Linked DNA regions of Homo sapiens: region 2 is linked to region 1. Evidence: chromatin loops called from intact Hi-C (ENCODE). Cell type or tissue: A673. All regions are shown on one strand. Each heading gives the region's core, and the rest is flanking DNA. Links, peaks and the distances in the headings are about the cores only.

Region 1 (5,000 bases), core at 1-5,000:
AACCATTGTATTTTTATAAGGGAATTAAAATATATGTTTGTGAGTTAACAGGCACTCAAACAAGGTCTTTGTCTAATATTAAGCATGTAAGGTATGTAAGACATAATTTTGAGTGTCAAACCTATTCAATATTGCGATACCTTGGGAAAGCAGTGTTAAGCAAAAGATTAGACCCTTTCAAAGGGGGTTTCACCATGGAGAGAATGACTTGGACTGTAGTATGGTCCCTAAAGGATGGAAAGGGTTGATGAATAAAGATGGTGAGGAGGAAGGAGCTGCTGCATCATAAAGCAAAGGCACAGAGGCAGGAGCTTGGAGAATGCTTAATAAATTATTAATCATTGATAGTTAATAGAGCAGGCTGCTGGAGTAATGTATTCATAAACTACATTATGCTTTATTAGTATTTCACAATACAGTTGAACCTCATAACAGCCCTGTGAAGTAGATATTATCCCCACCATAAAGGTGAAGAAATAAAAACAATTTATGTGACTTACATCAAAGCATAACCCCACTAAGTGGCAGAAATGTGAATGAACTCAAGTCTTCCATTCTCCAGCTTAGGGACTTTTCACCACACTTCAGCATGCAGAGAGAGCGATGAAATTAGCAAGGAAGGATGAGGCTGTGATGTGAAGGCCTTTCAATCACAGTCACCATTAATTCCATTCTTTCTCTCACAATCACATCTCGTATTTTAGCATATTCTGTCAAGGCTACCTTCAAAATATATCAAAAACCTGGCCATTTCTTCCTACCGACACTGCCTCCACCCAGGCCCAAGCCTCTTGTTTGCAAATGCCTCTTTACATGTCTTTTATTTCCTCCACCTTTGCCCGCTTTGCACTACTCATAGCATAGCTTCAGGAATGGAACTTTTCAGGCAAGCCAGATCATACCACTTACAGGTCCAAACTCTCCAATTGCTCCTTTATACTGACGTCATCCACTGCTCTCTTGCTCTCAAACATCACCAGACATCTGGCTGCTTTGCCAGGGGTGCTCTGGCTCAGGCTTCACCCTGCTGTGCTTTCCCCAAGATGGGTCTTCAGGGTTTTGCCTTTATGTTCTTAGGTTTCTACCCAAATGCCCTCTCTTCAGTGAGGCCGTTCTGGGTTACTTTATCTAAAATTTCAGCTCCTTCATCCTGTGCTTTTCTATTCCTCTTCTCTGCTTTACTTTCTCCCCAACACTTCACCACCACCTAATATACTCTAGATTTTACTCACTCACCTTGTTTATTGTCTCTTTCCCATACTAAAAGGTAAGCTCATGAAGTCAGGAGGCTTGTTTTGTTCACTGTGCCTAGAAGAAGACTTGGCATCTAAAAGGGACTCGATAAATAGTTTTGGATAATTAAATACTGAAAGTTTAGAAATTACTCCACTGATCATTGTGAAACAATACTGAAACAGTAGAAACCTTCGAAGCTTTGGAGCAGAGAAGAGACAGATTTATAAAACTGCTTTTATAATGCTAGTTTGATATAGTGGAAATGATGCATCCGAAGAGTGGAAAGAGAAGGAGGACAGGGAATCCAAATAGGAGACTACTGAAATTAATACAGGCATAATGCCAAATCTCCTGTCACTTAGACCAACTCCAGAAAAAGTGGAAAGAAAGGAGAGTGTTGATTGTTTGCTTTTCTCTAAATTCTACACTCCCCCCACCCCACCAATCCTGTACTTATCTGTATAAGAGCCAGGAGATATTTCATTGTATCAGGTGGAGCCATATGACATTTTCATTTCTGCTGATCAAAAATAGTCAAATATCAGCAATGTCTTATTGTTCATCCCAGAGATAGCTTCTGAATGAATAATAAGTAATATTACTGACATCGGAATGAGCTGAAAACTACTTAATTTATACTTTGTACATTTTGGTCCTGAAAGAATGTGGCAAGTAAATGCAAAAACTCTACAACTCTACAAATGGCAGAGAGAGGTCATGAGTTGTAGAAGCCCAGAGTCCCACATATCTCAGCAGGAATACCTTTAGAGATATCCTAAGGTAGCCTTTAATAGTAATCTCCAATTTTCATAATCTTTATTTATAGCAACCATCCTGAGTCATTAATAAGAGCTAAAATAAGCTTCAGAAACTTAGGATTGAAGTAAGTGTGAAATTCATTTCAGAAAGGACTCCATTCTAAATGATAAAAACAGAAATATTTTTGGTTCATAAAAACAAATCCTGAGCTAACCTGCAAAACTGACTCATTAATTGAGGGTGCAAGATAGCCAGTGCTGTCCAAAGAATTCTGGTTCTTAAAAGAGCAATTAATTTATTCTACCGTATGTTGAAGTTTGAGTCCAACAGATCTCATTAATTAATCATAAAAGCAATCACTAGCAACGAAACTCAAAGAAGTGTTACACAACATATTAAGTATCAGCTTGTTATATTCACATGCCAAGCTGTGTACTGTAAATAATATTAATTTGGATCTGGCTTTTATACACAAAGCCAAAACCATTCATTTTGGTTGATTTGAAAGTGATATTTTAAACTGTTACTTTCGTCTTTTCTTTAGAGCAGGAGTAGCAGTACATAATTTTCTTGTGATGATTCTGGTGAAAGGATTTGCATACAATTATGGAGACAATTTCTGTTCCTAGCAGGAAAAAACACAGGATGAAGTAAGTATTCACCATATGATTCGCCTAATTTTTATATCCTACTGAGACTAGCTCAGTTCTAGGAAGTAATTGTAAACTCATGTCAGGGACTGAGAGTGAATACATTTGATTGCTCACTATTAAATTTCTTTAGTGGAGAAATGACACTGAGGTGATTATCTAAATACAGAGTGATTTATTGAACAGCATGCTAGGTGACAAATGATGGGATCAGTGGTAGCCTCTGTTACTTTTAACGGCAAACGTTCTGTTTCTCATTTCAACTCTGTGGTTCTGAGGCAGGTTATTTAAATTTCTTAATCTTCCACCTTTGACTTTCTATGTAATGAAGAAGATTAATGTAGGATTTTATTAGTCATGATAATCTTTTCTATAGCTGTAAATAAAAATCAGCTTCATTCCACTGTGGAGTAACTTATAAGGCTGCTGTTCATTTGAGGGAAGTAGATTGCGGATTCTTCATAGGTAAAGAAATTCATCCCTACAACTCTGGGAAAGTCATAATGTATAACTCAACATCCCACACTCCCTCCAAACGAAAAACAAAAACCTAGCTCTTTTTCTTAAATTCCGTATTTGGTCATTAGTCATTTACTTATCACTTTAGTCAGAAACCTAAGAGATTCTCTCAGACTCATTACTCAGCTTCACCCTCATCCCACACCAATCCTGACATTTCTTCCTAAATATTACATTTAAGACATTTCATGAGCAGTTCTCTATTTATTTCTTCTTTCACTTTTCACTCAATGAATATTTGTTGAGCATTTCCTACATTTCAGGCCACTGATCCAGAGGCTGCCGATATAGAAATGGAACAGTAGGATGTGCTTTTCTTCATGAAGCTTACATTCCAGTGGCTGAGGCAGACAAGAAGTAATACACAAATACATTTATAATAGAAGGACAAGAGGTAGTAAGTACTATGAAGGAAAATAAGGGAAAGGAGGAATAGAAATGACCAGGAGTGGTGACAGGAGGGATGGATGTTTATCTTCCCAAACCAATCTTTCACTGTGTCTCTTAGGTATGCGCCACTCAACTCATACTGAAGATTGGTGGTTCTCTGAATAAACCAGATTCTCTCTTGCCTTTAACGGAATGCAATGGCTATTCCCTGCGCTAAGAGAGTCTGTATGCCCTACACTCACTGGCAACTTCTAATCTTTCTTTAAGTCTCAGCTTCAGCTTCAGACCATTTCAGAAGCCTTCTCTGGCCTCATCCATGTGGGGTTGTTGTCTTTTTTCTTTACATTTCCCTAGCTGTTTGTACAGTAATTACAGCTCATGCTACTCTGAATTAATTAAATCATTTATTAAATAAGTCCTATGTGCTACTTTGGAAAGTATTAAGTATACAGCGTGCCTGTCACTAACCTCAGGGATGTGAAATTATAACTGTAATTGCTAGTTTACCTGTCTACTTCCCTTTAAGTATGAGACTAGCTTTTATTCATTTTGATTTCCCTATTTTTTTCACACAAAGGAAAGAATAAGCTCAACAAGAGGGAATTAGGTTGAATTAAATGACAAGGGTAAAAATTCTGCCCTTTTTCTATATCCCTTCCCATTTGATCAAGCCTAATAATAATAAAGGTAATAGTAATAACAATTATTGAAGGCCTGACAAATCCATGACCTTTAATATTGTATTAAGTGCTTTATTGGCATGGTGTTAGTTTTATTATCTTCATTTTATATAAAGGAAACTGATGATACAGAAGTTAAGTTCTTGGCCAAGAGCATGTAGCTATTAATTGGTAAAGCCTCATTCTGTCTGATATTACAGTCTGCTTTTTATTCTCCTCATGATATGGTCTATAATACAATGCAAACTTAATTCCATTCAGTTTGGGTTAATTTTATTCCCCTATTAAGGATTCATTTTTGACCTAGACATATCCCTGACCACGAAGCACTGCTGGATACAATGATATTTCCAAGAAGTGTGGTGGCTTCTGCTCTTTACATTGAGCGTATGCTTGCTGCTTTCACTCTAAGTTCACAGGGACGTAAAGCCCCCTTCTCCCAATTCTCCCCTCCCCAAATGTCTCTGGTAGCTCTAGCCCAAACATTAGAACCATTGCAAAGATTACAATAATGAACACAGTTTCTTTCTTCAGAATACCCTGTGAGTGCTGCCCTGTGGTCCAGTTTGGTTAATGATGTTGTCCCGGCACTGCTCAGGACACACTATCAACTGCCTTCTCTCTGTAAGGACATCAAACATTAAACCGTAGAATTAGGTTGACTTTAGTCAAAAAGCTTTTGAGTTACTACTTAGATCTATCTATATGCTTGCCCAAGTTCTTCCCTTCTAGAAACAGTCACAAAACCCCATAGGACTATTTCACA
Region 2 (17,504 bases), core at 4,749-9,748, 1.6 Mb after region 1:
ATGAATGAATATAAAAAACACTATTTAAATGTTTTTCCATTTGTTTGTGTTATCTCTTATTTCCTTGAGCAGTGGATTCTAGTTCTTCTTAAAGAGGTCCTTCACATCCCTTGTAAGTTGTAATCCTAGGTATGTTATTCTTTTTGTAGAAATTGTGAATTGGAATTCACTCATGATTTGGCTCTCTGTTTGTCTATCATTGGTGTATAGCAATGCTTGTGATTTTGCACATTGATTTTGTATCCTGAGACTTTGCTGAAATTGTTTATCAGCTTAAGGAGATTTCGGGCTGAGACGATGGGGTTTTCTAAATATACAACCATGTCATCTGCAAACAGAGATAATTTGACTTTCTCTCTTCCTATTTGAATATCCTTCATTTCTTTCTCTTGCCTGATTGCCCTGGCCAGAACTCCCAATACTATGTTGAATAGGAGTGGTGAGAGAGTGCATCCCTGCCTTGTGCTGGTTTTCAAAGGGAATGCTTCCAGCTTTGGCCCATTCAGTAAGATATTGGCTGTGGGTTTGTCATAAATAGCTCTTCCTATATTTTAAGATATGTTCCATCAATACCTAGTTTATTGAGAGTTTTTTGCATGAAGTGGTGTTGAATTTTATCAAAGGACTTTTCTGCAACTATTGAGATAATCGTGTGGTTTTTTTCATTGGTCCTGTTTATGTAATGGATTATGTTTCTTGATTTGCGTATGTTGAACCAGCCTTGCATCCCAGGGATGGAGCCAACTTGATCGTGGTGGATAAGCTTTTTGATGTGCTGCTGGATTCGGTTTGCCAGTATTTTATTGAGGGTTTTCACATTGATGTTCATCAGGGATATTGGCCTGAAATTTTTTGTTGTCGTTGTGTCTCTGCCAGGTTTTGGTATGAGGATGATGCTGACATCATAAAATGAGTTACGGAGGATTCCCTCTTTTTTCTATTGTTTGCAATAGTTTCAGAAGGAATGGTACCAGCTCTTCTTCGTATCTCTGGCAGAATTTGGCTGTGAATCCGTCTGGTCCTGGGATTTTTTTTTTTTTTGATTGGTAGGCTATTAATTACTGCCGCAATTACAGAACTTGTTATTGGCATGGATAGGAAAACTCAATATCTTGAAAATGGCCATATTGCCCAAAGGGATTTATAGATTCAATGCTATCCTCATCAAGCTACCACTGACTTTCTTCACAGAATTAGAAAAAAACTACTTTAAATTTCATATGGAACCAGAAAAAAAGCCCATATAGCCAAGACAATCCTAAGCAAACAGAACAAAGCTGGAGGCATCCCGCTACCTGAATTCAAACTATACTACAAGCCTACAGTAACCAAAACAGCATGGTACTGGTACAAAAACAGATATATAGACCAATAGAACAGAACAGAGACTTCAGAAGTAATACTATACATCTACAGCCATCTGATCTTTGACAAACCTGAAAAAAACAAGCAATAGGGAAAGGATTCCCTACCTAATAAATGGTGGGAAAACTAGCTAGCCATATGCAGAAAGCTGAAACTGGACCCCTTCCTTACACCTTATACAAAAATTAACTCAAGATGAATTAAAGACTTAAACTAAGACCTAAAACCATAAAAACCCTAGAAGAAAACCTAGGCAATACCATGCAGGACATAGGCATGAGCAAAGACTTCATGACTAAAACACCAAAGGCAATGGCAACAAAAGCCAAAATCGATCAATGGGACCTAATTAAACTAAAGAGCTTCTGCATAGCAAAAGAAACTATCATCAGAGTGAACAGGCAACCTACAGAATGGGAGAAAATTTTTGAAATCTATCCATCTGACAGAGTGCTAATATACAGAATCTACAAGGAACTTAACAAATTCTCAAGAAAAAAACAACCCCATCAAAAAGTGGGTGAAGGATATGAACAGATACTTCTAAAATAAGACATTTATGTAGCCAAAAAACATGTGAAGAAAAGCTCATCATCACTGGTCATTAGAGCAATGCAAATCAAAACCACAACAAGATACCATCTCATGCCAGTTAGAATGGTGATTATTAAAAAGTCAGGAAACAACAGATGCTAGAGAGGATGTGGAGAAATAGGAATGCTTTTTCACTGTTGGTGGGAGTATAAATTAGTTCAACCATTGTGGAAGACAGTTCTAGATCCTCAAGGATCTAGAATGAGAAATACCATTTGACTCAGCAATCCCATTACTAGGAATATACCCAAAGGATTTTAAATCATTCTACTATAAAGATATATACACACGTATGTTTATTGCAGCACTATGCACAATAGCAAAGACTTGGAACCAACTCAAATGGCCATCAATGATAGACTGGATTAAGAAAATGTGGCACAGATACACCATGGAATACTATGCAGCCATAAAAAATGTTGAATTCATGTCCTTTGCAGGGACATGGATGAAGCTGGAAACCATAATTCTCAGCAAACTACATAGGAATAGAAAACCAAACACCACATGTTCTCACTCGTAAGTGGGAGTTGAACAATGAGAACACATGGACACAGGGAGGGGAACATCACACAACAGGTCCTGTCAGGGATCAGGGGCTAGGGGAGGGATAGCATTAAGAGAAATACCTAATGTAGATGACAGGTTGGTGGGTGCAGCAAACCACCATGGGACGTGTATACCTATGTAAGAAACCTGCATGTTCTGCACATGTATCCCAGAAGTTAAAGTATAATAATAATTTTAAAAAAACACTGTTTGAGCAAAAGAAGCCAGGAACAAAAGTTGACATAATATGTTACTCTATTTACATGAAACTCAATTTGAATTCTAGTCTACAGACTAGAAAAGCATATCAGTGGTCGTCTGGGTCCAGAAATTTGTGGTGGGGATAGAATGTAAAGGAGTACAAGAGAAAATCACATGATTGTAGGTGTGCCGCCTTATTTCTGGGTTATCTATTCTGTTTCATTGGTCTATGTGTCTGTTTTTGTACTAGTGCCATGCTGTTTTGGTTATTGTATCCCTGTAGTATAGTTTGAAGTCAAGTGGCATGATGCCTTCAGCTTTGCTTTTTTGCTTGGGATTTCCTTGGCTATTCGGTCTGCTTTTTTGTTCCATATGAATTTTAAAATAGTTTTTTTTGTAGTTCTGTGAAGACTCTAAATGGTAGTTTAATAGGAATTGCATTAAATATTTAAAGTGCTTTGGCCATTGTAGCCATTTTTATGATATTGATTCTTCCTATCCATGAGCATGGAATGTTTTTCCATTTGTTTGTGTTATCTCTGATTTCTTAGAGCAGTGTTTTGTACTTCTTATAGAGATCTTTCACTCTCTGCAGAGCTGTATTCCTATATATTTTATCATTTTTAAGGCAATTATGAATGGGATTACATTCCTGATTTAACTCTTGGCTTGCCTCTTGTTGGCATATTGGAATACTAATGATTTTTGCACAATGATTTTGTATCCTGAGACTTGGCTTAAGTTGTTTATAAGTTTAAGGAGTTTTTGGGCTGAGACTGCAGTTTTCTAAGTATCTGACAAAGGTCTAACATCCAGCATCTATAAGGAACTTAAATAAATTAACAAGAAAAAAACAATGCCATTAAAAATGGGCAAAGGACCTGAGAAGATACTTTCCAAAAGAAGACATACATGTGGCCAACAGTCATATGAAAAAAAGCTAAACATCACTGATTATTAGAGAAACACAAATCAAAATCACAATGAGATATCATCTCACACCAGTCAGAATGGCTATTAGTAAAAAGTCAAAAAATAACAGATGCTGGCGAGGTTGTGGAGAAAAAGGAATGCTTATACACTGTTGGTGGGAGTGTAAGTTAGTTCAATCACGTGGAAGATAGTGTGGTGATTCTTCAAAGATTTGGAACCAGAAATACCATTCAACCCAGCAATCTCATTACTGGGCATATATCCAAAGGGATATAAATCATTATATTATAAAGTCACATGCACACTTGTGCTCATTGCAGCACTATTCACAATAGCAGACATGGAATCAACCTCAGTGTCCATCAGTGATACACTAGATAAAGAAAATGTGGTACATATACTACATGAAATACTCTGCAGCCATAAAAACCAATGGGATAATGTCTTGCAGGTACATGAATGGAGCTGGTGGCCATTATCCTCAGCAAACTAACACAGAAACAGGAGAACAAATACCACATAGTCTTAGTTATAAGTGGGAGCTAAACAATGAGAATACATGGACACATAAAGGAAAACAAAACACACGGGGGCCTCTTGGAGGGTGAAGGTTGGAGGGTGGAGGGTGGGAGGAGGGAGAGGATCAGGAGAAATAACTAATGGGTACTAGGCTTAAACCCGGGGTGACGAAACAATCTGTGCATCAAACTCCCAAGACACAAGTTTACCTATATAGCACACGTGCACAGATACCCTTGAACTTAAAAGTGTTTTTTTCTTAAAGGAATACAAAAGAATTTTATGAGGTCATGTAAAGCTATAAATTGTGAAAAATGAGACTCTGAGAGCCTGGGTTGGTTTGAATAGAAATATATAATGGACACTGTATAAGAAACAAATGAGAATTTTGGAGCTGATTTGGGAGAACTGTTAATGAGAGAGGCAGGGAAGAAGGAAGAGTGTGGAGGGGAGGAATATGAGTTGCAAAACATAGGGAACGATTATGATCAAATTTGTCTAAGAGTTAAGTTGTTTGCCTTCCCGTGAGATAAAACTCCATCATGCCAAATTTTCATAAAGTCTAGGACATACAAATGGCTTGTATGAAATTCCATTCCATACCTGAATCCATGAGAAGCTAAAAGAAGGGAATTCTTTGGAAGTTAAAAACTACCGATGGTAGCAGTGCTGTAGAAACAGGTTCTTGAAGTGAAAATAACCAAGAGAATTTAAATCACTGGGAATTTAGAAAAAGAGGCATGAGAAAAATGGCAAGCCTGAGCTGTTCACTGGGTCACAGATTTACTTTCCACAGTAACCAGCATGGCATCTTGAACATCAGAGATACTCAAAAATATGTGCTGAATAAATTGATAAATTAAAAATGTGATGTCTATAGGGTTTAAAGCATTAAGCAAAATTTTTGCAACTGTCAAAAATATTCCTATTAATTCTTCATTGATTGCTCTCTATATCATATTGTGTTGAATTATTAATTTAAAATGTCTGCATTTTTTCCATTCTATGCAGCTTTGGTTTGTTTGAACAATTTATTCCTTCATTATATAATGCAGAACTGATTTAGTGAAAAATTGATTATCTACCTTTGGTGAGGTGGCATCCTTGTCATTCTCCTGCTTTCAGACATGAAGCTATACTCTTCTCTCAGTGTAAAAATGTCATGTTTAACATCAATACATTGCATGACAGATTATGGTAAGAAGTTAAGTCAGTGCTTATTTTAAGAGATCACAACCTTAAGGTTAATTGTGCATCTTGCATCTAATCTAATATCAATTTATCAATGGATAATTAGGAGCATGGGAAGGTGAAGAACTTTTGCTTTATAGTCCTTTTGAGCCAGGATGAAGGAAAAATAATTCCTCAGTTTCCCACAATCCCACACCCTGGAGATAGGGATTACAGCTCCAATTTTTAGTCAGTTAGATTAGTTGGTGATTTCAGATCACCACCCAATGAACTGATTCTTATTGGCATAAAAACTGAAAAAACAACTGGTAAATGTTGAGCAGTTAGGTGGGTAGATCTTGTAAAGCCACTGAGTGGTCAGGATTATTACATACAATTTTAGTAGCTTATTCTGACTTAAAAGAAGAACTTGATAATCAAAGTGCTTTTTAAAATTAGTATAGGTTTTAGGGAGTAGCTGATGCTGAGAACATGTGCACTTCAATTGAACAAGTTGTAATATAGAAAGAAGTGCTCGTTACTTTCATAGAAATAGGAATTTGTACTCATTTAGTAAAGAAGCTAAAAAGAAAAAGTGAAGCAGTGACTCCCGTTGAGAAATCAATGCTAGCAAACATTAATTCACACCTGTTAACTGGAGTGCATTGGCCTGGAGACAGCACCAGGTGTGCCTTTACTCACTGCTTGAAGTAATTGAAATAAATTGCTCTGTATCCTTAAGCACTTTGGGCTTAAATTGACCCATTGAAAATCATTTTATTTTTTCATTTTTTCCTTCATTTTGTAAAGTCTGCACATTTTCAGTAATAGAGTACTTTTCCACAAGATATTGAAATACGAGAACTGAACGGTTGCTTGTAGTATTTATGAAGCTATTTTGTTGAAAGAAAATCAAGTTGAACAACTAAATCTGTGTCTCCATAGGAGCTTATTTGATTATATCAGAGTCAGAATTCTAAATTGTGAGGCAATGAGAAAATTAATTTGCATTTATCTTCAGAGAAGTCTGACTTAATGCCGTAGAATCTGAGTAGTAAATATGATAGCTAAGAAATTAATTACTTGGTTCCTGGGAGACCGTTTTAACACTATTGTATAATACTGGAAGATATTCAATAATGTCTGTTAGTTTGAAATGGAGTAAAATATAACATAGCATTGGAATAGGGAAAAAAATGAGAGATTTAGAGATGGATCTAAAAGTAAAAGCAGTAAGAAAAATAAATGAATCAAAATTGAAGAGATGATTTAATATTTTATTACTGATTAAACACATCTTTTATTTTGGGCCCTATAGTAACTAAGTAGAAAAACAAATGTCCTTGCTACTATCACATCAATATTATTCTTGAGTATCCAAGTGGTGAATGTGTATAGATGAGTGGCTTTTAATATTTAATTCAGCCTGAAATACGTCATTTTGGTTAAATATGCTTTGGAACCCGGCTTATTCAGTTAAACCAGCCATGTTTCTAAAGGAAGATAATTGTTAAAATTTCATTTTACAGAAAAAAGTTAAAAATTACTATTTTGAGTTTGCTAAAATCTTATTCTATTCCTGTGTACTGTGTTTTAAAAGAAAACATATAAACTTTTGTAGATATACGTTATTTCCTTTGAATAACATTAATATCAATCCAAATTATATCAAAACAAGAGTCATGAACATTTGTCACACCAATTAAATACTAATTTATAGGGTCTTCATTCAAATGGTGATCTAGGCATTTAACATATCATTTCTTTTACATTTTCTGTTGAGTTATAATTGCAGAAAATGAAAAGTTATGAATATAATAGTGATTCTATATGTTATCTATATACACACTTTTAATGAATGATTTGCACAGATTTTTTATTATTTTCTTTTTGTCTAAGATATGTTTTGTTTATATATATAGGAATATAATTTCATGTCAGTTGAATCTACTAATAAAATTGAGATTTGTGCACTTTATTTCATTTTTCTAGTAATTTATTTTTATTGCATTTAACAAAAGCATCAGTTAGAGAGGGGCTGAAGAAGAACAAAATGGTCATTCATTACAGATCTTTGAGGAGCAATACTGTAATCTACTGAAATGTAGAACCACAAGTCAATAATAAAGAAGCAAACCACCTAATTAAAAAATGGGCAAAGGACTTGAACTGACATTTCTCTGAAAAATATATACAAATGGCAAATAAACACATAAAAACATGGTCAATATAACTAGTCATTAGGGAAATGCCAATCAAAATCACAATGATATACCAATCCACATCCATTAAAATGGCTGTCATTTAAAAAATGGAAATTAACAAATGTTGGCAAGAGTATGAAGCAATCACAACTCTTGTGCATTGTTCGTTGAAATGTAAAAGGACCCAGCCACTGTGGAAGTTAAACAGTTTGGCAGTTTCTCAAAAAAATTAAACATCGAATCACAATACCTGTCATAATTTCACTTTTAAGTATACTACATACTTAAAATAATTGAAAGCAGGGACTCAAACAGACACATGTACATCCATGTTCATAGAAGCATTATTCACAACAGCTAAAAGTTGTAAATAACAGAAACGTCTGTCAACAGATGAATGAATAAAATATTATGTATATACATTTGTTTGTTTTATATATATACATTTCATATATACAATGTATATATACATGTAAATGTATGAAATGGATTATTACCCAACCTTAAAAATAGATTAAATTCTAATCCATACACAATATGGATGAGCTTTGAAAACCTGGTAACCGAAATAAGCTGGAAACAAAAGGCAAACATTGTATGATTCCACTTAGAAATACCAAGAATAGACAAATTTATAAAAATGTAAAGTAGAATAGAATTTACCAGGAGCTGGAAAAAGGAGAGAATGGGGAATGATTGTTTAAATGAACAAATTTCCTATTTAAGATAATTAAAAGTTCTGGAAATGGGTAGTGGTAATGGTTGTACAACAACATGAATCTACTTAATGCCACCTAGCTGTATGCTGAGAATTGTTAAAAATGATCCATTTTGTGCTATATATATTTACCACATTGAAACAAAACTAAGAAGTTTTTAATAAATCATATATGTTTATGATTTCTTATTTTAAAGAAAAATTTTAAATAATAGAACAAACTTTGATCTCAATTAAATCGTATAAAAAGGCTTCTACATACAAATGCCACTACTGAAAACTACTGTGTCCAGAAGTCAAGGAAATGAGTAAGAATTCAGAGGAAATTCTGTTCAAAGACAAAAGAATAGCTCTAGTTGGAAAGTCCCTCAGGCTAGGGACCAAAACGTTACCAAAAAGTGATGTGCCATAAATTTGGTTAATAACTACCACTATGTTTTCAGATCTTTTTGATGGGTCTGATCCAGTTTCTTGCTCAAAATAAGCTAATCTATTATAATCAAATCTCCTGACTTCTTTTTGTTCAATTATTTCTTCCTGTGTTCTTACGAAACTTCATTTTATCTATTAATTTTGGACAGAACATTTTTGGGAGGGATGTTCTTAGGAAAGAAAATGGTCATGTTGTTTACTACCACTGATCCCTTTCTTATTAAAAAAAAACAAGAAAAAACTCTAATTTTGTTAGTAATAGCAGCACAGTCATCTGAAATCTCACATTCGTAGCCTCTCTTGTGTAGAGAAATATCTATGTGACACAGTCTAGCCAGTAAGATAGGTGGGAGGATTTCTGAGGAAACACAGTTTTCCTAATATAAGACCATCCCTTCCTCCTTGTGACTTTTCTATCTTTTCTCTAAATAGATGGTGGTAACAAGATTGGAAATAACTGCCATCTTGTTGTCATTAGGTGATCATGAGAATAAATCCACACACCAAAGAGAGCAGAAAAGAGAGACGGAGCCTGAAAAATGTTTGAAACTGCAGCACCAGTGCTCCAGGATTGCTACAGTGACCTTAAACTGCCTAACCCTGGACTTCTTGTTATAGGAGAAACAACAAAACTTATTTTATTAAGTCTCATAGTCAAAACTCCATAGCTTGTAGTTGAAATCAATCCTAAAGCAGTTTGGGATCCTTTAAATTACATTTTTAAATTCTACTAGAGTTGTGGCAGCTTTTAAAAAGTCCAACATAGATCAAGCAAAGGAATTGTAAAATAATGCCTCCGGTGAAAGGTCAAAGCAAAAATAATTCTCAAGACTTTAAAAATGCACTTAAAGGACTCAATAATTTTGTAAGATTCTCTTAAGGAAGATACGGTTAATAACACCAAAACAAACAAACAAATAAAAGGTGGACAAATAATGGTATTCATGGCAGGATGGGACAGGAAGATAAAATCTCTTGAATTACAAGTCACATGTGTCTGGCCAATAACACGCATGCAACAAAGGCACTGCCCTCTTTGTCTGTGTTGCTGGCCCTGCAACTCCTCCCATCTCTGAACACTCGAGATCTGATTAGAAGCCTTCATTATTGGCTTTCATTCAGTTTCCTTATCTGGGAAGCATCATCCAAATATTCCCAAGTGAAAAGGAAGACTCAAGTTGACAGTGGACACTAGTTCATGACAGCATGCCCGTATGATGAGTGATTTCCTAAAAAGAAAAATACAAAACAAAAAAAAAAACAGTGATGGAATATGCACTGGAATTCTCTTTGGAATATTGCCCACCACCTTTTCTCTGCTGTACAGGCCAATCTTTTACTACCTCCACAACAGAGACCCATTTAAGGAAACTGGAAACATGGACCAAAAGAAACTTATGCCACATTTTAATCGAGTAAATGTTACACACACACACACACACACACACACACACACACACAGAGAGAGAGAGAGAGAGAATGAATGAGAGTGAGAGAGCGCTCACTGGTCTAGGGTAAGTCCTTAGAACAGAGCTACCTCTAGTTAACCCATAGACTTTACTTTTACTCATAGAGTTAGCTAACAGGGCAAACTCCAGGAAACTCAAATATTTTAAACAATGCAATAGTTTACTCTGTTATCTATTCCCAACAATTAGTGTCACTATACTGACCTGAAGATAATTGGCTGTAATTTCATGTCTCCCATCATAATCAGGGATGTTTCTTTGATCTGTATAAAGGTATACTGTCAGTCATAATTCCAGGGCCACATCAAGTACCCCATAGGACACCATGTTCATCATGTTCAGAATGATTGGGAAGGAATTTTTGGTGTTTTCTCTAAATTATCTGAAGCCTGGATGATGAAGGACAAACTATATTGAGTAAAACACTGATTCATCGCTCTGCATCCACTGAGGTTGCATTTTCAAGCACTTTCAAGATATAATTAGCAATGAGTTTGCCCACGAGGCATTTTTTTCTTTAATTTCTGGCAAGTGTCCTCTGGGTAAGGTGACCATGCTATTACTTGAACTCAATTTCCTGATGAATGCCCTCTGCTGTAACGTTTCTGAGAATCAGACATCAGCTCATAAGGTGCCCAGCTACCTGGGGGGATAGTGGGATCTTTTGGACATACTGGATTATTTTACATTCGGAGCCACTCCCTCACTCTGTGTGTGTGTGTGTGTGTGTGTGTGTGTGTGTGTGTGTGTGTGTGTTTTCTTAGTTGAAAGGTTGAAAGAGCATGAGAAAAAGACAGAGAATGTTCTCCAAACAATCCAACTATTTAAAAAATAAAGTTGCCCAGGCGGACACAAACTGCTCTCCGGAGTCAGAAAAAAAAAAAAAAAGTGATTTGAGCACAAAGCTTACTTCTCCCTCTGCAGACAGCTCCTTTCTAAATCCAGTATTATATCTCCCACTGGAATTCTTGCATTAGCCATTTTCACATCAAAATATTTATTACCAAGCACCTTCTGTCCCTGAACATACCCGTATCACTCCTATCTTAAAAATATCTTCCTAGAAATTGCAAATGATGCAATATTTTGCTCTGTCCCCCTACATTTCATGCCCAGAATTATTAAAAGATCATGCTCTTCTCCCAGCCTTTGATTCCTCACCATCCAATTAAAACATAATCCCTTGCAGTCTGGTTTCCACCTCCACAATTGCTAAAACTGCATTTTCAAATATCAGGGAATGAAACAGCTGGTCCTATGTCTCAACACAAATCCCTCTCCTCCCTCATCTTCATTAACTTCGCACTGTCCATGCCTCCTACTCCAAGACTACTGATCTCGCTGTCCTTTCCAGCTCTGCTGCCCCCTCTGTATCTCTAAATATATTCATTCTCAAAGTTTGATGATTGCCCTTCTCCTCTTTTTTACAGTTTTCATTTGACAGTTTCACAGCCTATGGGGATTGTAGTCAATTCCTTCGTACTAAAGACTCCTAAATCCATTCCTCTAGCCTTACCCCTCCCCAAACCCCGGATAGACATTTTCAGCTCCCTGAAACAATCTCTACAACGGGTATTTCCAATGAAATGTGAGCAAAAATATCACATCAACTCCTCTCTCTCAGTCTCCTCCTCGGCTCCTCAAATAGATGTTTTTTGTTTTGTTTTGTTTTTTGACTTCTGGTTAATGAAGTTTAGTTTGCTCTTAATTATGCAGCTCAAAATATTGCAGGTAAATCTCAGGGATTTTGCTTCTCATGTGTCTATTGGAGGGTCTCTTCAGCCCCACTGTTACACACACATGCACACACACCCATCAGACCCCTCAACTCACACCTAGGGCACTCTCTCAATGCTCCAATATAGTGACACCATTACTTGATTGCCTTTCTGAAAGAGTAGATCTAGCCATGTTTGTACACCTGTTCACAAACTCCTCAATCCGTATTTTGACTCCAAGTCACCTATATGTCTTTGTCTTATCTTCCTGATACCTACTGTAAGTTTCAAATAAAGTGTACCAATTTCTATTCCTTGAATATGGCCTAGATATCTCTTCTTTAATCCCTTTGTTTAATTCTGTTTATTCTGCCTATAATTTTATCCAAACTCCACCTATCGGAGCGTATTCACCCATCAAGGTCCATCTCAAAGGCCATAAGCTCCCTGAAGCTTTTCCTGATTTCTGCACAGTCATTATGCCTTCTCTCAGCTCTCTGTGCCTTTTTGCTTCCACTATCTTAAGCATATTGGTATTTTTTTAATTTGTCACTTGTTTTTGTTTGACTTTCTTCAATCTACAAATAACTTTTCATAAATTGCCTCATCTTCATTTAGTGTAAAGGATATAGGAGTGGAGTCATGAAGAACTGTGTTTTAATATCTTCTTCCCCACCTAGTGGTTGTGTGAATAAGTTGAGATGAGAAAATCCTCCGTAAAGTGGAGCACCCAGATCAAATTCAGGTTTCATGGATCTTCATACAGTTCTGATTCCATCCCACCCCAATGCTACATCTCACTCCCTCTCCCTACTGCAGAGTCTATCACAGAAGCATGCAATACAATAGAAACCCACCGGAATTTAAAGTGAAAACAAAAATTGATTTCAATGTTGGAAAGCAGATACCTTAAATGAAGCTCTGTAAACATCCCTTTGCAGTTAGACAGGCTTGAGAACTTGGGATATGCTACTAGATAGTTTGTATAGTCTCCTTGTCCCATTTAAAATTCATTTTAAAATATATTTAAATATGAATATTGTTCAACCAAGACTACACTTTCTACACAGAGTCCTATCCCATTCCCATCTCCCGCTCACTCTGGTTTACACCCAACCTCCTTTAGCCATTTAAATTATCTGCAATGCCGCCAAAACTCCGTATAGGTTTTTAATCTTTGGTCTGTGTCTATATTTAAGGAAAAGAAAAAAATCAAGAAGAGTTCCAGAATACTAATTAAGTAAAATAAAATCTTCAATTAGTTAAAAAGAGAGAAATAAACAAGAATCACAGTTTCAAATAATTTTTCCATTCCTTAGAAGACAAAATTTGAGAACTCAAAAATATTAGTGTTCAAGCCTCAGTGGCCCCTTGTTCATAAAGAACTTTCTTTCTTCCTCATTTATACTCTAATAATGCTTTGTATGTCTCTTTAAGAGGAAAAAATATCACCTAACCTCTGAGCTTCAGTTTCCTTATCTATAAGTAATTTTAGTAATTTTACCTACCTTACTGGATTTTCAAGACTAAAGGAGATATGTAAATAAAATGCTTAGCATAATGGCTGACACATACTTGAAGGAGTTGTGTATTACTTAAAAGTCTACTTTTCTTGCTTTTCCAATAGACAACAAACTCCTTGAGCACAAAGTCTTTTTTATGAGCTTGTTATACTGCTCAGTACCTAGCACTGTCTCTTGCACATAATATGTTCTCCATGAACAGTTTTTTATTTATTAATTAACTCGTGGGGATGAGGAGGAAATAATACGTCAGAAATATGTAGAGAGTTTCTGAAAATTCATAGGCTAATTCCCAACCCCAGATATGATGGTTCAGTCAGTCTGGGTTAAAATTTGGACACATTTGTTAATGCAGATATTCCTCAGATGATAATTACAACTATCATTGTTTGAGAACTATTGGTCTAAGTCAACTGGTCTGATTCTCAAGCAAAACCATCTTTGATTCTAATCCATATATCTCTACTTCTTACCTCATTCCGTTCGTTTTTGGGTCTTTATACCATACCTCACTCTTAATTGGATTCTGCATGCAATGATCAAATAACCTGCTGTTCATTTACATTTGGATTATTGTTTGCACAGATTACACATTGGTGTATCACCTTTTGGATTGTTCTCTGCATGTTGGGTCCAATGATATATTTTTTTTATCTATAGTGTAGCATCCCTACCATAGTAAGTGCTCTTGGGGATGTAACTAATTACTTCTCACATTACTCCCTGGCAACACAACAAAATAACTTATGCCTAAGGATACATCCATGAGGCACACTTCTCCAAGAACAGCCAAGAGCATATTCTATTAAATCTCATTGAATATCAGAGATTAAAATTACTTTTTAAAAACTTATTGATGATTCCATGTAACCTAATTATTTCCTAAGAGTATTAACCAAGAGATAGAAGTTAAACAATGTTTAATATAAAGAAATATTTACAATATAAGTGAATTACCTACTGGGGTGGGGGGAATAGCATTCAGAACTCTGAAGAACAGGAAAGCAAGAAATAAAGGGAGCAGTCGCACCTCGAGGACCAAAGCAGAGTGTTCAATGAAGTCGCCAATCTGGAAGAGCCCAGACATTGTTGGAAAGGATGTAGGTGTAGGCCTTGGATGACAGGGACTTCTGTGGAGGTGCTGCGTGGTGGACCTCGCTGGAATCTATCCTCCCGGGTCTGAGAAGTCTTCCACTGGAAGGTGCCAGCCTGCCCTCCGGGAGTCAGCTAGTAATGAGCACACCCCAAACCAGGAAGAGCCCCTCTCTCCTCCAGTGTCCTTCCAGCGCCCTCTATTGGTGAAGCCGGACAATGAAGGGTGACTATGGAGCTGAGAGGCCTGGGCTGTTACTGATGCACTAAGCAACTGAAATTCCGAATGTACTTATGTACTTGCTTGAGATTAAAGACTGAGTTAGTGACAGAGCAGGGACAAAAACTGCTCCCAGTCCGAAAACCCTTTGCATTATATCATTGTGGTTAGATAATCCTGGAGTTGATTTTGAAGAAGAGAGGGGCTGGGAAACATTCCAGGAAGAGTGCCTCATATGTTCCAAGCTCTTACAATCTCAATATAGCCTTCATAATAGGTCTTATTCTTTTTTAACTCTTTGTTGTTGTATAGACAATGCAATTGAAACTCAGAGAAGTGAAGTCACTTGATGGTCATATAGGAAATATGTGACAGTCAGGATTTGCTCTCTGGTCTGACCTCAAAGTTCATAATCTTTTGATTATACTGCATTACAGAAAAAAGTGCACTAGACTGTGATGGGAAAAAACATTGAATTTATGTTTTTAGTTGTGACAGATTACTTTTGCACTTTAGTCATCCAGTTCAAATGAGTTAATTAGTTTTTCAGGTCTCTGAATGAGAGAAAACAACATCGCAGTCCACAAAGGCATGGCAAAGCAGTGTTAAAAATGTGGAAGCACATCAAATACAAAATCCATAGAATTATATGAAGAAATAGGTTTTTCAGCAAGTGAAGTATCTTAGTTTATCATGAACCAAATTGTCTAATTTGCATCTGTGACTTTTTTAAAACATTATAGCTCGCAGTGAATAATTAATTGATTTTAAGTCAGTTTGGTTCAGTTGGAGGCTACTCTAACTTAGCATGAATATAAAAATATACACATTTTAAATAATACATTTGCAAGAAATAACTGGTTCCAAAAACCTCTACCTAGTATTGAATAATTCTGGCAAGATACTTTGATATTGTTTTTTATTGAGACAGAAATTATTTCCAACATAGGTAAAAGAAAGTTTATGTGTTATTGGTCAAAAGCTGCCATTGAACTTATTGCTCTAAGTATTTTTTCATAATTTAAAATTGATAATGTAGGCATTGGTTATTTCAGTAAAATGGGTTATCAAAGGCTTAGTTTGACTAGAAGGTTAAAAGGAGCTAAAATCTAGAACTTGCTGTTAGTCGTATACCAAATGCTAAGCACTCCTTTGCAAATGCAGGGACCAGGTAGTAACCATAGTTTCCATTGTAAAGCCTGGACATAGACTGACAGCATCAAAACTTATCATTTGTATCATCTGTGAAGACAGCACCATCACAAAACTAAACCACATGGGTTTCAAATTACTTCAGCAAGGCACATGGTAGTAGTGGATTGTGTATCTTAAACTATCTCTGAGATTTACTTTACACATACATGTAAAGGACCTTGGCCTATTAAATAAGACTATTTCTTAAAATAGAGTGACAGTCCCAATTCTCTTCAAATTTCTGAGTACTCAAATACAAGAAGACAAAAATACACTCATGCTTTAAGGTACTGAAGATGCCTAGAATCCCATCAAGCTCTCAGTGAGGACCAGCTCTCATTGATTTCTCTCTCTTTCTCTGAATTCTCAAACTAAAATTACAGTACTTAAATTATGCAATTTTATATTGCTTGCTACAATTTATTTTGTCTCACCCATGCATTCAAAATCAGAACATAAAAGATAAAATACTTTTTAGTCTGTATATCCCTACAACTGTCTTGAACCCAGAGAAGGCTCTCAATAAATATCAGTAATGTGTCGTTTGCCTCTTTTAGGGGATGAGAGTATATGTGTACTCACAGACTACAATTATAAGTCACTATATGTGTTCATTCATTTATTTTATAACTCATATTAATTTATGGCACCTGCCCTAATGGAGCTGTATGCTGACAGATTATGGTAAGTGTGATGAAAAAGTCGAAGTTTCCCATCCAAGTACTAACCAGGCCCAACCCTGCTTAGCTTCCGAGATCAAACGAGATCGGGTGCAAGCCCGCATCGCCAAGTCAATCCTAAGCCAAAAGAACAAAGCTGGAGGCATCACACTACCTGACTTCAAACTATACTACAAGGCTACAGTAACCAAAACAGCATGGTACTGGTACCAAAACAGAGATATAGATCAATGGAACAGAACAGAGCCCTCAGAAATAACGCCGCATATCTACAACTATCTGATCTTTGACAAACCTGAGAAAAACAAGCAATGCGGAAAGGATTCCCTATTTAATAAATGGTGCTGGGAAAACTGGCTAGCCATATGTAGAAAGCTGAAACTGGATCCCTTCCTTACACCTTATACAAAAATCAATTCAAGATGGATTAAAGACTTAAACGTTAGACCTAAAACCATAAAAACCCTAGAAGAAAACCTAGGCATTACCATTCAGGACATAGGCATGGGCAAGGACTTCATGTCTAAAACACCAAAAGCAATGGCAACAAAAGCCAAAATTGACAAATGGGATCTAATTCAACTAAATAGCTTCTGCACAGCAAAAGAAACTACCATCAGAGTGAACAGGCAACCCACAAAATGGGAGAAAATCTTCGCAACCTACTCATCTGACAAAGGGCTAATATCCAGAATCTACAATGAACTCAAACAAATTTACAAGAAAAAAACAAACAACCCCATCAAAAAGTGGGTGAAGGGCATGAACATACACTTCTCAAAAGAAGACATTTATGCAGCCAAAAAACACATGAAAAAATGCTCACCATCGCTGGCCATCAGAGAAATGCAAATCAAAACCACAATGAGATATCATCTCACACCAGTTAGAATGGCAATCATTAAAAAGTCAGGAAACAACAG

What was found. Hi-C counts contacts between places; a loop is a spot of excess contacts. Peaks named below come from ENCODE experiments on the same cell type or tissue, not always from the same donor. Only the 100,000 strongest peaks of a DNase experiment are listed, where the experiment ranks them.
Region 2: a loop joins it to region 1, with 4 times the contacts of the local background. A loop is called at or near these places in 13 of 110 quality-filtered maps.

Annotation. Positions count from the first base shown.
Region 1 is chr11:105,850,400-105,855,399 of GRCh38, reverse strand. The region is part of intron 4 of GRIA4 (glutamate ionotropic receptor AMPA type subunit 4); the gene reads right to left. Among named protein-coding and RNA genes, the nearest start is that of MSANTD4, 170 kb to the left of the region's middle. In A673, for the core only: no CTCF peak of the experiment used is centred there; no DNase peak of the experiment used is centred there; H3K27me3 peaks cover 314 bases.
Region 2 is chr11:104,251,754-104,269,257 of GRCh38, reverse strand. It overlaps the pseudogene RNA5SP348. Among named protein-coding and RNA genes, the nearest start is that of PDGFD, 96 kb to the right of the region's middle. In A673, for the core only: no CTCF peak of the experiment used is centred there; no DNase peak of the experiment used is centred there.